Linked DNA regions of Homo sapiens: region 2 is linked to region 1. A link is a contact called in ENCODE Hi-C or POLR2A ChIA-PET data. All regions are on one chromosome and are shown on one strand. The core of a region is the stretch at or near the end of the contact, and the rest is flanking DNA. Distances in the headings are between cores, read along the strand shown.

What was found. Hi-C counts contacts between places; a loop is a spot of excess contacts on that map. ChIA-PET counts read pairs that join two places held with the same protein, here RNA polymerase II (POLR2A).
Region 2: a loop to region 1 is called in a map of ascending aorta, with 6 times the contacts of the local background. The contact joins the promoter of ZIC4 here to the promoter of DIPK2A in region 1. A Hi-C loop is called at or near these places in 1 of 168 maps with a recorded cell type or tissue (ascending aorta). POLR2A ChIA-PET finds 5 or more read pairs at or near these places in 1 of 52 experiments (WTC11).

The regions. Positions count from the first base shown.
Region 1 is chr3:143,968,298-143,974,750 of GRCh38, forward strand. DIPK2A (divergent protein kinase domain 2A) reads left to right here and starts at 3,526. Exons shown (of 3, transcript NM_173552.5): 1 at 3,526-4,692. The coding sequence starts at 4,036. RefSeq lists enhancers at 2,832-3,412, 2,892-3,001, 3,272-3,361, 3,413-3,993, 5,002-5,261 and silencers at 3,092-3,141, 3,472-4,121, 4,612-4,851.
Region 2 is chr3:147,403,610-147,410,062 of GRCh38, forward strand. It overlaps ZIC4 (Zic family zinc finger 4), which reads right to left and starts at 2,934. Exons shown (of 5, transcript NM_032153.6): 1 at 2,754-2,934. ZIC1 (Zic family zinc finger 1) reads left to right here and starts at 5,756. Exons shown (of 3, transcript NM_003412.4): 1 at 5,756-6,453. RefSeq lists enhancers at 3,750-4,940, 5,363-5,943.

The DNA of each region.
Region 1 (6,453 bases), core at 2,276-4,775:
TGGCCCTTACATCTCTAAAAGCGAAGAAGAGAGAAAACTGATGTTAGACTTCGTCTGATTCTAGCAATAAATAATATTTGTTCATGGAAACCTAATTTTAAAAAAATGCCCAAGCTAATTAAGAAATACATTTCAATAAAATGTTACTTTTTATATTTATTCAAATTGGGATATTTGTTATTTTGATCAGCTGAACACTAATTATAGTTGTAATCATACAAAAAATTCCTATGTTAGCATTTAGGAGATTATGATCACAGGATATACACAAAATTTAAATACAGTTGTCTGTTGGTATATACCTGGGATTGGTTCCAGGACCCCCGGTATACCAAAATCCTCTCATACACAAGTTCTGCAGCTAGTCCTGCAGAACCTGCTTACAGTAAAAGTCAGCTGTCCTTGGGTTTCATATACAGCATATACTATATTTTTGATCCTCATTTGGTTGAAAAAAATCTATGTATGAGTACAATTCAAACCTGTGTTGTTCAAGGGACAACGGTATACACATATTTTTTGCTGCAGGAAAGGATAACCAATAAGGCTTATGCCTAAAACCGTACTATATAGAATTCTTGTTAGTCAGGGTTTCTCAACAGCACACTATTGAGATGTTGAGTGGGTTAATTTCTTGTTGTTGGGGGTTGTCTTTTGCAATGTAGGATATTTTGCAGCATCCTTGGCATGTTCCCACTAGACAACAGTAGTACCCCACTCCCTAGTTTATGAAATCAAAAATGTCTCCAGACATTGCCAACTGGCCCCTGGGAGGCAACAGTCCCTTGCTGAGAACCACTGCAGTAGAGAATAGAATAGTAATACAATGTAAAACTTTGACTATCAAAATGGATGTTAGTATCAAACTACTATGGTATTTAATTCCATCTGATAATATTTAAAACAGTGATAGTTACTGTAAAATGACATTTTACAATGCACTGGAAATTACATTATTTGCCATTACTTAAAATAATGGTCAAGAACTTTAAATGATCCACTGGTTGAAAGCATCCTGTAGTTTATAGGAAAGGTGAGTAATGCACATTAACCTTCACTTAGAGTTTTTTTTTTTGGAAACGGAGTTTTTGCTCTGTCGCCAAGGCTGGAGTGCAGTGGCGCCATCTCGGCTCACTGCAGCCTCCGCTTCCTGGGTTCAAGCAATTCTCCAGCCTCAGCCTCCCGAGTAGGTGGGACTACAGGCGTGCGCCGCCATGCCTGGCTAATTTTTGTATTTTTAGTAGAGACAGGGTTTCACCGTGTTGGCCAGGATGGTCTTGATCTCCTGACCTCGTGATCCGCCTGCCTCGGCCTCCCAAAGTGCTGGGATTACGGGGGTGAGCCACCGTGCCTGGCCCCAATTAAGAGATATTTTGCAAACCTTAATATGGCACTTTGGAACACTATATGTTTATCTTGTATAGTTCTAAGACTTTTTTCCTTTTGATGAATGTATTAAGTTCTTGAAAACTATCTCTCCTGATAAACATCTAGAAAATTTAACTGAAAAGATCAGAGCTTTTAAACAAATGTAAACTACTTAGATGCAGAGCAAATGTTTTTCAAAATTCAAATTGTGTAGACTAGTAACCGTGTTTTATTTCCATGTTTCAAATGATGCCTATACAATTCCAAGCATCTGGAGGCTGAGAATAGTTTAAGAACTCCAAAGACCTATTCGATACAAAGAAGCAGTACAGGTACCTCCTTAATCCTGTTACTAGTTACCTAAATAGTCTCACTATGCCCCGGTTCTCTCAGCTTAATCAGTTTAATGGCAACTTATGTAGTACTTTTATTGTTTTAAACCAATTCTAAATAGATTGTCTACTATTAATCGAACAAATTTATGAGGCATATAGAAAAGATGTCAGAAAGAAGAAATTTGTAGTTAAGTAATAACTTGCTTTGTTTACAATTCAGCAGCAGCAGCAGCCTCACAGCTGAACTACAGCACAGGTCTCCAGAACCATCACACCAAACTCCTTTTCCTAAGAAAATCTCACTTGAGCTTTTAACTCTATATTATATGGAGTTTGGGGATATTTGAAAGCAAGTTAAATAAAATTCCCACCAAAGGCGGCATAAGGCACTAGGCAGAAGTAGCCAAACTTAAGTACAGTAAGTCAATTTCTAGAAAGCTTTGAATATTATTTCAATTTGTCTGTCCGTATTCAATGCAAATCGTTACAAAATCACGTCTATTTTGAATTTATTAAATTTCTCAAAGTTTTTTTTTCAAAATCTGAGTTCTTATAAGAATTTGTAACAAATACCTGTTACAATTAAACAATACTGAAAGTATTGTTACTTTTGATAACCTGGTATAGATGTTTCTTATTAACCCGCTGTAGAGTTGATCTACACATGCCAGTTACCATGGTCTTCTAAAAGCACTGTTCAAGCCCTAAAATTAACTCAGTTAAGACTCAGTTGTTTAATAACGTATCAGGAACCACCTGTCCCTCAGACTAAAAATCACTTCTCATTTTAACTACTCTAGCACTAAAAGTGAATAGCATAATAATGTATCTACTAGCGCTACTGCTAAACAGTCCGGGTCCCCTGAAACTTATCCCTAAACACAGTGCTTTCGTGCGGCATCTGCGCCTTACTTTTGCAGTCTGGGGTGACTGAGTCAACGTGACCGTGCGGAGCACCAAGCAGCCCCGGGTCCCCATGGCTACCGCCAGGGCAACGCTTCGCGGCCCGCTCCTCAGGGACCCTCAGGGGCGGCACCGGGAAATCAGCTTTGCGGAGAGGAACCGCAGGGCTCCGGGGACGGGCTAGGGCAGCCGGCGGGCAGCAGAGGCAAGCCTGGCAAACTCTTCCCGGCTTCTTCGCGGCGCTTGGGGCAGACGTCCTGGCGACACCAGGCCGCGTCGGTTCCCCTTCATCCTATTTTCCCTTTAACACGGTGGCTTGAGAACTTTATTTTGTGCTCACTCAAGAAAATTTTAAATGATTTTACAGATACAACCCCAAAGATGAAGCTCCAACAAACCCGCCACTACTCGAGCCTTTCTCACCGTCTTCCTCACAGGCCCCACCCCCTACCGCGAGGAGCACGAGCTGAGGGGAACACAAGCCCCCGTCGGGCACTCCCCGGCCTCGCCCCACCCCCCAGGCGCGCACCCAACCCATATAAGGCGAGGGGAGGCAATCGCGCCAGCTCTGCCTCCGCCTCGCGCGCCGTCCAGAGGGAAGGATTTGCAATAGACTTCCTCAGTTCATTTCTTCTTATTCCCTCCTCCCTTAAAGGGCCGTTTCCACAATAGTGAAAGGAACGCACCAGTAAACCACAATAATCATAAAAGATGACTGTAATTAAGACTCTTTCTGAAACCAGAAACCGCGAGTTCATGCCCCCACCTCAAGAGCCCGAGCTTCCCCCTCTCTGAACCGCCCCCACACCCGCTCCCGCGAGCTCCCGCTTACGCTTTCCGGGCGGCGCGCGACGCGCTCGCTCCGCCCCTCTGGCCCCGCCCCCGGCTCCCCTTCTTGGTCTCAGGAGAGCCAGCGCGCACAAGCAAGGGTGTGCGGCTCTGAGACGTGCGTTGCTGCTTGTGGGTGTGAGACATCCTAGCTCCTCTTCCCCTTCCGTGAGTCCCTCCTTTCCTCGCAGACCCCACTTGTCGTGGCTGGCTGCCGCCGCAGCTCTTGTGCGAAGCCAGCAGTGCGCGTGCGCGCGGGCACGGGCGCGCGACCGTCGGGTCCCCGCGCTCCCTCCCCCTCCCGCTCCTCTATAACTTGGCTGGCGTGGAGGAGGCGCCGCCGGAGTCGGAGGGCGGGGAGCTAGGAGGAGGGAGCTCGAGAGTTGTGGAGACTAGTGACTGGGAGAAGTCGCAGCCCGCTCAGGCCCGCGCCTTCCCGCTCCCCGTCTTCCTCTCTCACACACCTACTCCGCCCTCCGCCCCAGCCCGCGCGCTAGCTCCTTCTCTCGCCCGGGGTTCCTGCCGGTAGCTCTCCGGGTCTTGGCGCGGCGGGGGCGCCCCGGGGGTGCCCTCGCCCTCCCGTTGCGGGCGGGCGGGCGGTATGTGGCGCCTGGTGCCCCCGAAGCTGGGCCGCCTGTCCCGCTCGCTGAAGCTGGCGGCGCTGGGCAGCCTGTTGGTGCTGATGGTGCTGCACTCGCCGTCGCTGCTCGCCTCTTGGCAGCGCAACGAACTGACCGACCGGCGCTTCCTGCAGCTCAATAAGTGCCCGGCGTGCTTCGGCACGAGCTGGTGCCGCCGCTTCCTCAACGGGCAGGTGGTATTCGAGGCGTGGGGCCGCTTGCGCCTGCTGGACTTCCTCAACGTGAAGAACGTGTACTTCGCGCAGTACGGCGAGCCCCGCGAGGGCGGCCGCCGCCGAGTGGTGCTCAAGCGCCTCGGCTCGCAGCGCGAGCTGGCGCAGCTCGACCAGAGCATCTGCAAGCGGGCCACCGGCCGGCCCCGCTGCGACCTGCTGCAGGCCATGCCCCGGACCGAGTTCGCGCGCCTCAACGGCGACGTGCGTCTGCTCACGCCCGAGGCGGTGGAGGGCTGGTCGGACCTGGTGCACTGCCCCTCGCAGCGCCTTCTCGACCGCCTGGTGCGCCGCTACGCGGAGACCAAGGACTCGGGCAGCTTCCTGCTTCGCAACCTCAAGGACTCGGAGCGCATGCAGCTGCTGCTGACCCTGGCCTTCAACCCCGAGCCGCTGGTGCTACAGGTAGGCGCGGAGCCAGGGCAGGGGGCGTCCTGGGAGGGGCCGCGCGTGGGAATCAGAGTCGGGAGAAGTGGCTCAGCCAGCGCTTGCCGCCAGTTCGGACTCGGCCGGGCTGGGCCAGGCTGCAGGCGTGGGAAGGGGCGTCTCCGGGGGAGCCCCGGGGCTGTGCAGGGAGGCCGAGGGCGACCCCGCTGATGGAGAGTCTGCTCTTGTTACCTAGATTCGGGCGCATTTCGGATTTGACTGTGGATCTTTCAACGCCAGAGGGAGTGCGTCTCTTAACACTCCCCAAAATGTCTCTACTGCGAGTTTCCTTCCGCTCTCTACCCTGCCTTTCTGCTTTTATCTGCCGGGGCTTGCAGGTCCGCGGCGCAGACTGTTCACGAGCCCTTGGACCTTTCCTAGTTCTTCTGAAGTGTTCTACACCGCGTTCGCTCTTCCTTTTCTGGCGCTGGTGGCTGGCCTAACTTCGGTCTCAGAGTCTTTGTTTTCGCTCATTTACCTGGCAGTCATTTGGACACCTAATTCGAGGACAAGTTGGGGAGGATGAAGTCGGAGAACGGGACAGTGGTCGGGGTGGGTTTAATCTGTGAGCCGAGCTTTGGGTGGGATTAGAATCAGAAACAGGAAAAGTAAGGCAGCGTTGGACTTGGGGCTGGGAGGGCTTAAGGCCAGACAGACGTTTTCATCCTGATCCTGTGACCTGCCCTATTCATCTGGTAATCTAGTTGAAGGGAGATGAAATATTAGGCCAGGGCGAGTATCAGGGAAGGAGATTCTTGCCTTTCGCCAGTTGCGTTGTTTGCTCTCGTCTGACTGTTTTGAAAAGTAATGTGCCTTTTAGGGGAATAGGATGGAATCTTTACTGGTGACATCAAAAAGAGAACAAAAAACAAAAACACTGTTTACTTTCGGAGTATTTGCTTGTTTCTGCACATTCCCACCCAGCTTCAGTGCGGTGTCCTTGAACAGTGATTACAACTGTGGGGTTGTGGTTTCTCCTTCTGTCTGCAGGAAAAGTTACCGTGCTCCTTTCCATGACAAGAGAAAAAAATGACTTAAAAGTTCACAAGTAATTTTGGTATACTTCACATTCTTTCTGGGTTGCTGTCACTGAGGGCTGGAGGTACAGGGTTTTTTTTTTTTTTATTTTTCTAAAATGCATGAATAGGAAAGTGCAGATTTCTTTATATTATTTTCTTTTCTCAAGCTCTACACTGCCCATTTTAGCTTTAAAAGAAACCAGCTTCGTTTGATTAGTTCAGCCAAATAATGTAACACAAATATTTGGCTTCAGATGAAACTTTAGTGTGGGTCTTAGTAAATTTTAGGACATCAGAGGCTATGTGTATTGGGTTAATTTTAAAGTCAGAGTGTGTTTTAAATACTGCTGTATCACCTAACTGAATGGATGCATAAAACTGGTTAAACTTTCCTTGAAGAAATTTTCTTTATTCAGTAGTTCCCAAACTAGTCAGTCTCTAAAGGTTTAGCCTGTATTTATGATGTACATACACTTGAACTGAAGTTTCTCATTAAGCTATCTTTAAAAGAGAACCTTGTTTGTATTAGCAAGGTTGGTTCTTGGAGATCGTGTTAGCATTTTGCTGAAGTAGATACCCGGACAAATTCTCTGAGACCCAGAAATTTAGCAAGGAGCTGTCTTAGTAATATACATTTACTGTACTTAAAATGCTGGCGTCCCTACCGAAAGATTTTTTTTTTTTAGGTAATTTTGAATAGTGATGTATTAGTAACAACTAA
Region 2 (6,453 bases), core at 1,684-4,183, 3.4 Mb after region 1:
GCTGAGGCAGTTGAGCAGCCAGACAGAAGCATCTATCCGGCCCCCACCCTCAATTTGGCCTAGAAAGAAAAACAGTCATTGAAAAGGTCTCAGGCTGGACAAACACAGCAAGTCCTCTGTCAATGGGGATGTCTGCCCACAGAACAAGCAGTTGTTTAACTTGTTGAACCACAGGCCAAATCCAAGTGGGACTCTGTTATCTTAAACGGTATCCAGTTCTCTATGCACAAAGATCTCTCTCTCTCTCTCTCCCCCTCAACGTCCAACCAGAATTCCAACTGGCTTGGCGGCTTTTACCCTTCCATCTCCCCTCTTTTCTAGGTCCAGGCCTAGGAGGCAGGGGGGTAGACTCACCTTTTCCCAGAGGGTATTATTATTTTCAATTCTTTCTAACCAAAAGGCATTCTTCCCCAAAGGTAATAAGCTCCTTCCAGCACAAATCAGGAAAGAAAGGAGGCCTAACTTTGCATTCCTACAGAAGGGCGGCATGCTGGGCGTCCTCGCTCTGAAATTTCCTCATGGCAGGATGTCTGGCATGGAAAAGTCCTGGTTGGTTGGCAATAATAGAATTTACTCTTTTGCTTCTGGGGGAAATGGGTGTGAGGTTCCCTAGAGATCCCTGTCCACCCATAAGGCAGCCCCAACCCAACTTCTAAGAGGTCTGGATCACTTCTCTCCCAGGTCCTGTCAGCCTTTTGTGCACTACAGACCCATAGACATGCAAACAAATATTGCAGAGATTGGACTAGGGCAGGCAACAGGGACCTTAGGAGGCTCTCTGTAGCGTTTCCATCACACAGCCTACACAGGGAACTAGGGTAAACATCTCCTTTAGTTCAAACTCTGACACCACTTAGCAAACAAGCCAGTCATCTTGCTGAAAGAGAGGTGAGAGAATTTGGGAGCAATCCTGGGGCCCGTGGACCTGAGGTCCCAAACAACCACGGAATGTAGAAACTCAGTTTCGTTTTCCCCAAATGCTTGCTCCCCACATCAACCACGGCCTCCTAATTACCAGTCCATAGCACATCCTGGAGACTTTTTGGAATCTGCCCTCCTGGCCCCACCTTGAGAAGAGGAACGGGTGCCAGGGAGCTCCAGTGATTGATAGTGCCGGAGGAGAGCCAAGAAGGTGGGACAGTGGGTAGGTGCAAAAAGCACCATTTTTATTTGGGGGAGCCTCGGAAGCTGCAAATTGTGGGGCCGACCTAGCCGGCGCAGGACTACCCAAGGTCAGAGGTCAGCTGCAGCTAGAGACTTCAGTTCCCGAGCTGCTCCTTACTGACTAGCCGGCAGGCGCGGGAAAGGCATGCCCACCTCTCCGCTGCAACTTGTCCCTGGCGGGCGCAGAGCAAAAACCCTGAAAGCTGGCAGGGAGCTCTGAGCCAGAGAGGAAACTGGCCCCGGCCTTTGCCCGCTGCCTGATTTACTCATCTGCACCCTGCACCTTTCTGGCTCCCCTCCATTCGACCCTCAAGCGCCAGGAGTTTGCTGAGGCTGGGTTGTGCAGGGGCCTTTACTCATTCTCCTGTTCTCTAGAGGGAGAAGCTTGGGTTTCCCAGCTCGGGGCTGAAGTAAGTGTGGGCAGCATCCGGGTGCCCAGAATAGAGTTTGTATCAGTAGATCAGGCTGGGCATTTAGCCCTCCCTTTGAATCACCCCTCCCCCAACCTGCAGGCGGCTGAGACAGGAGAAAAAAGAGCAGCATGCAGTGGTGTGGGTCGCTGCGAGGACAATACTGTCGGAAAGCGGGGAAAACATGACCTTGGAATCCAAAGGGAGTTTCCTGAAGACGGTGACGGCCGAAGTGCAACCCTCCAAAAGCCCCTCCGCTTTCCTAAGACTTTGACATGGGCCATTCATCAACCCCAACTTTCAGATCCAACCTTTGAGCCAGTCCTAGCTTTCTTTCACAGCTCAGCTCTATTCCCTCCTCATTGGCCCCTAATTTCCAATGCCCCTGGGTCTAGGCTAGGGGCCAGAATCCTAGGAGCTGCGGCCTGCTCCCCAGAGAGCTAGTTGCTGCTCTTGTTCGCATTGGAGATAAAGAAAGCCAAGTCCCGAACCCACTGCTGGCCGCGCGCAGAGAGCAGATCCCAGCAGTCAGCTTCCTGAGGCAGGACCAGGGTGAGGGAGGGCAAGGAGCCGCCCTGAGGTGGACTCAGGCGGCATCTGCCGTCAGGTTGGGGCGGAGAAGTTCCATCGTCTTGCTGCCATCTGGGCTAACTTGGCGCTTTGACCCTGGAGAGGGGAAGCAGAGACTCTCCTAGCCACCCCCTTGGGGGCAGAGCAGAGATACCTCCTGTAAAGGCCCCCTCCCGGCACCCGCCTTGCTCATTTTTCGCGAGGGAAGCTCTGGGCCACGACTTCCATTCTTGTGCCCACGGTGGGGCACCCAGGCAATTCACAAGGAGAGAAGGGAAGGCAGGCAGGCAACAAACTGCTCCTGGTTCCTGTGCCAGTGGGAGCCCCATTTGTACCCCTTTTCCCTCCTCCTGGGAAGAAGGGATGGACTCATCCTCTGCGTTGCCCCTTTGCGGAAGGGCCCCCTCCTCCCCTTAGTGTCAGTGGGGTGGGGCCTTTATCCACGGTTGGGGGAGGGGGGTAGGATGAAGGAGGAGATGGGGCAGAAAGACTGGCTGGGCCTCTTCCCCCACTGGGGTTTGGGTGCCAGTGGTCCCCTTGAGGGTACTTGCTACCCGGTCGCTGGAGGTACAGTTCTCATCTGTCTGCCCCCTGGACTCACGCACTTACCCCACTCCACCTGTTGCCAGGATCGCCTCATTTCTGCACATCATTTCGGGGTGGCTGAGAGGGGACCACAAACCCCTCCAAGCCTCTCTTTTGTGGTTCCAGCGAGGCGGTCATCCTTCACTTCTCCTTTTCCAGCTTTCAGGAAGCAGTTAGGGAATGTATGATGAAGCAGAAATGAGCCGTCAGGATGATATTTTAATGGCTTATATGTCACGTTGGTGCATGTGGCTTTGAACTGGAGCCGTTCGCGTTTCCTGCAGAGAGCGCCGCAAATCCCACTTGATAACTTCTACAACCCACAACTTTTTTTTTTCTCACATTCACTCTTACCCTGTATATTTGGATGTGTTTCCTAAAAATACCCTCTTGTCAACGTCCCCGTTGGATTTTCCACGGACTGGAGAGGAGAAGACTGACTTTTCTTTTTTGAAGAATTATTTTCCCTCTCCCCCTCCCAACAGCTACCCTTCCCCCCTTAGGTCCCCTCCCTTGTTGTGTGTGTGTGTGTGCGCCCGCGTGTGTTTCCTGAAAGGCGGGCGAGGTGGGTTCAATATCTGTTCTCCCTAGTGAGAGGAATACAGCCTCTAGAGAAAACTTCTCCATACAGATGAGGTTTTCTAAACTCCAGGGGAAGCAGGATCCAACTTCCCCTTGTAGGTAAAAAGACTTAGTGCCTCCGATATATCTTTTTTTTTTCCAACCAAGTGTACAATAATTTTTAAAGATACCTCGGCCCTTTCTTTACCTCCACTCCTCATTCCATTCCACTCAAAGTTGGTGGGAAATGCTGGGCTGCTAGACTCAGACTTGTTGATGGGAACAGAACAATTAATTTTTTTTCCGAATTTATATTTCCCGGCACAAGCACAAATGCTCAGCCAGGTCCCTTCAGGCACCGGGAAATCATCCCGGATACCCAAGCCGACTTTTGAGCAAGCACAGCCCATGGAAAGGGCAGTCCCGCCGGCCAGCCCCAAGCGAGAATCTAGTTGGTGAGAAGACCAGAAAACCAGAAAGGCGAGGAGCGGCGGACGCTGACCCTGCCTTCCTCCAGCCCGTGCAGTCAGCGCTGGCGTCAGGGCAAAAAATATATTCATTTTCATTTTCCTCTCGCTGGGGCACGGTGAGTTTCCTAACCGGGCCGCCTATGAAAGGATGAGTTGAGGTTTCTTTGTTTGGAAAAAGAGTTTAGGGCTTTGATTCAGCTGCAAAGAAGCCAAATGAAGTTAGAAACAAAGGGTAAATTGAAGGATTCCGACTCTTGGCTTTTTGTGTTTTCCTTACTAGAAAATAATTAGACCTAATGAATATGCAGACGCTTCAGCTAAAGCCTCGGCCAGGACTGCTGGGTTTTAAACAGAGCTGCGGAGAAATGCAACCTTCGTCCCCACAACCCCCCGCATCCGCGTGCATTTTTTGAAATGCATAAATGTTGCTCGGCTTAATTGATTGAGTCACAGGGATTTTTTTTTCCTGCTTTTAAGTACCATACTCCCCTACCTTTCAACAATCATTTTAATATATAGTCAATGGCTCTTTGTGGAAGGGACAAAAAGAAACTACGCGCAGTTGTTGAATAGACTTTGCGCTAGGCAAAGACAGGTTAATCGAGGGCCGCATCGCGAAAACAAGCGAGTGTTGTATGTTTGCACTGAATCCAAATGTCTGCATTTTCCTAACTAAATCAAAGGGAGTGTTATTTCTTTTTCTGCTCACTCATCTGAAGGTAAGTAAATTTTCTCTGGCGATCAAAAGCCTGGTCGGCAACAAAGACCGCGCCCGCTTTTTCCACCGTCCTGGTGTGGCGAGTTGCGGAATTTCAATAACTGTGACAAGGGTGACTGATTTGTGAACTAGAAAAGGTTTGAATGTCACAAAATTTACATTGGTCCTATCTATTGGGGATTTAAATACCGAAAAAGTATTCGGGGATCTCTAGGGAGCTTTGGGCAGCCCAAGGGAACAATAGCGCGTTGGGAAATTTACAGTTTTACCTGAATGAAAGGGGCCCAAGTAGGGAACAGGAGTGAGGAGAGACAGGGTTAGCGGGGGCAGTCGAAGGAGACAACGGAAAGGCAGAAAACAGAAAAATAACGCAAGAGAGAGAAAAAGTAAAGGAAACTGGCAACAACGTTTCAAATTTGCCATTAAAAAATTCAAACCTCAATAACCTGGGAACTTAAGCGCTTTCATCCACCTGTGTGTGTGAGTGTGTGTGTGTGTGTGTTTTCGGGGAGGGGGGTGCGGTGGTGCCGGAAGTCTGATTAGATAAAAGCGAGAAATACAGAGGCTGCCGGTTACACTGAGAAATTACATTTTTTTGTAAAGAGAGCATAGTGCCCGTGTGCTCCCAAGATCTTAAATTATAAACAGGAGGGGGACAAAGCAAGAGGGAAACAAACTTCAAAAGGAGCAAATAACAAAAGCCTCTTTTGCTGCTCTTGAAGGGAGGGGGGAAGGGGGAAGAAAGAAAAGAAAGTTGCTGAATCGGGACATTCTGGAAGTGCCTTTGCTGTGTTTACTAGCCCCATCCCCGCCTGCTGCACCCGGAGACGTCTGAAGTCTCTAATCGCTCAGCGAAAAGTTGGTTTCGGGAAGGGCAGCGCCGGGGTGCGGGAGGGCAAAGGAGGAAGAGGAATGCATATGACTGTGAGAAGGAAAAGTAATCGTGGCAAAAAAAAAAAAAAAAAAAAAAAAAGAAAGAAAGAAAAGAAAAAAGAAAAAAAATTTCCGTGAGAAGAGGGAAAAAATTTGGCTAAAAAAAAAGTTGCTACTCCTGGCAGCCCTGGTTTGTCAAAAGGGGATGTCAAGCGCTTTACAATACCTGGGATTGATGAGGCGGGCGGGCCAATGAGCTGCGCGCGGCGCCTCGGCGCGCCCTCCGTTGGCGCGGCGGCTGAGGGCGGGGGGAATGCGGGCGCACCAATGGGCGCCAGCGTCGGCAGCACGTGACACCTCCCCCCTGCTCCCATTCATCAAGGGGGGGACGGTGTCGTCCTTTCAATTCATTTATCTGCAGGAATGATTGCTGCTATCAGTCTCGCGCTCACCGCCCGGCTGAGGAGGTGAAAGTTTCTCCCCAGGAAGATAAACCGCAAAAGACAATATTGTGCATGATTTGCGCCTTTTCTTTGGCTTTTTCTTTCTTTCTTCACCCCCCCACCCACTTTTTTTTTTTTTTTTTTCAAAAAGCAGAGAGGGAAAAACGGAGAGTGAAGGAGCGAGGAGGCGAGCGTGAGAGAAAGGAGAGAGAGAGAAAAGAAAGGGCGAGGGGCTAGTGGAGAAGTAAGGAGGGGCGCGCTGCGCGAGGCGGAGAGAGGGCGAAGCAGTCGCGGCACTGGCGCTCACATTCCTCTATGCTACAAATCCAGGAGGAAGTTTTTTTTTAGGGGGCTGAGATGCTCCATGCCTTTCCCCGGGCAGCCTTGACGCGCGGCCCTCTCGGCAGAGACTGAGCGGCGAGAAAGTGCGAGCCGGGCCGGCAGAATCTGCCTGGCGGGCGCTGGAGCCTGCGTTACTCGCGGCCCGCAGCCGTCCGGCTACTTTGCGTTTGGCCCGGCCAGCGCCCGGGCGCGCCGCGCCATTGCCTGCAGGCTAGGACTTCGCGAGGTGGGTCGACTCCCCCTCCCTCCTCCTCTTCTTCCTCCTCTTCCTCCTCCTCTTGTTCCTCCTCCTCCTCCCGATTTTCCCTCCTCGGCTG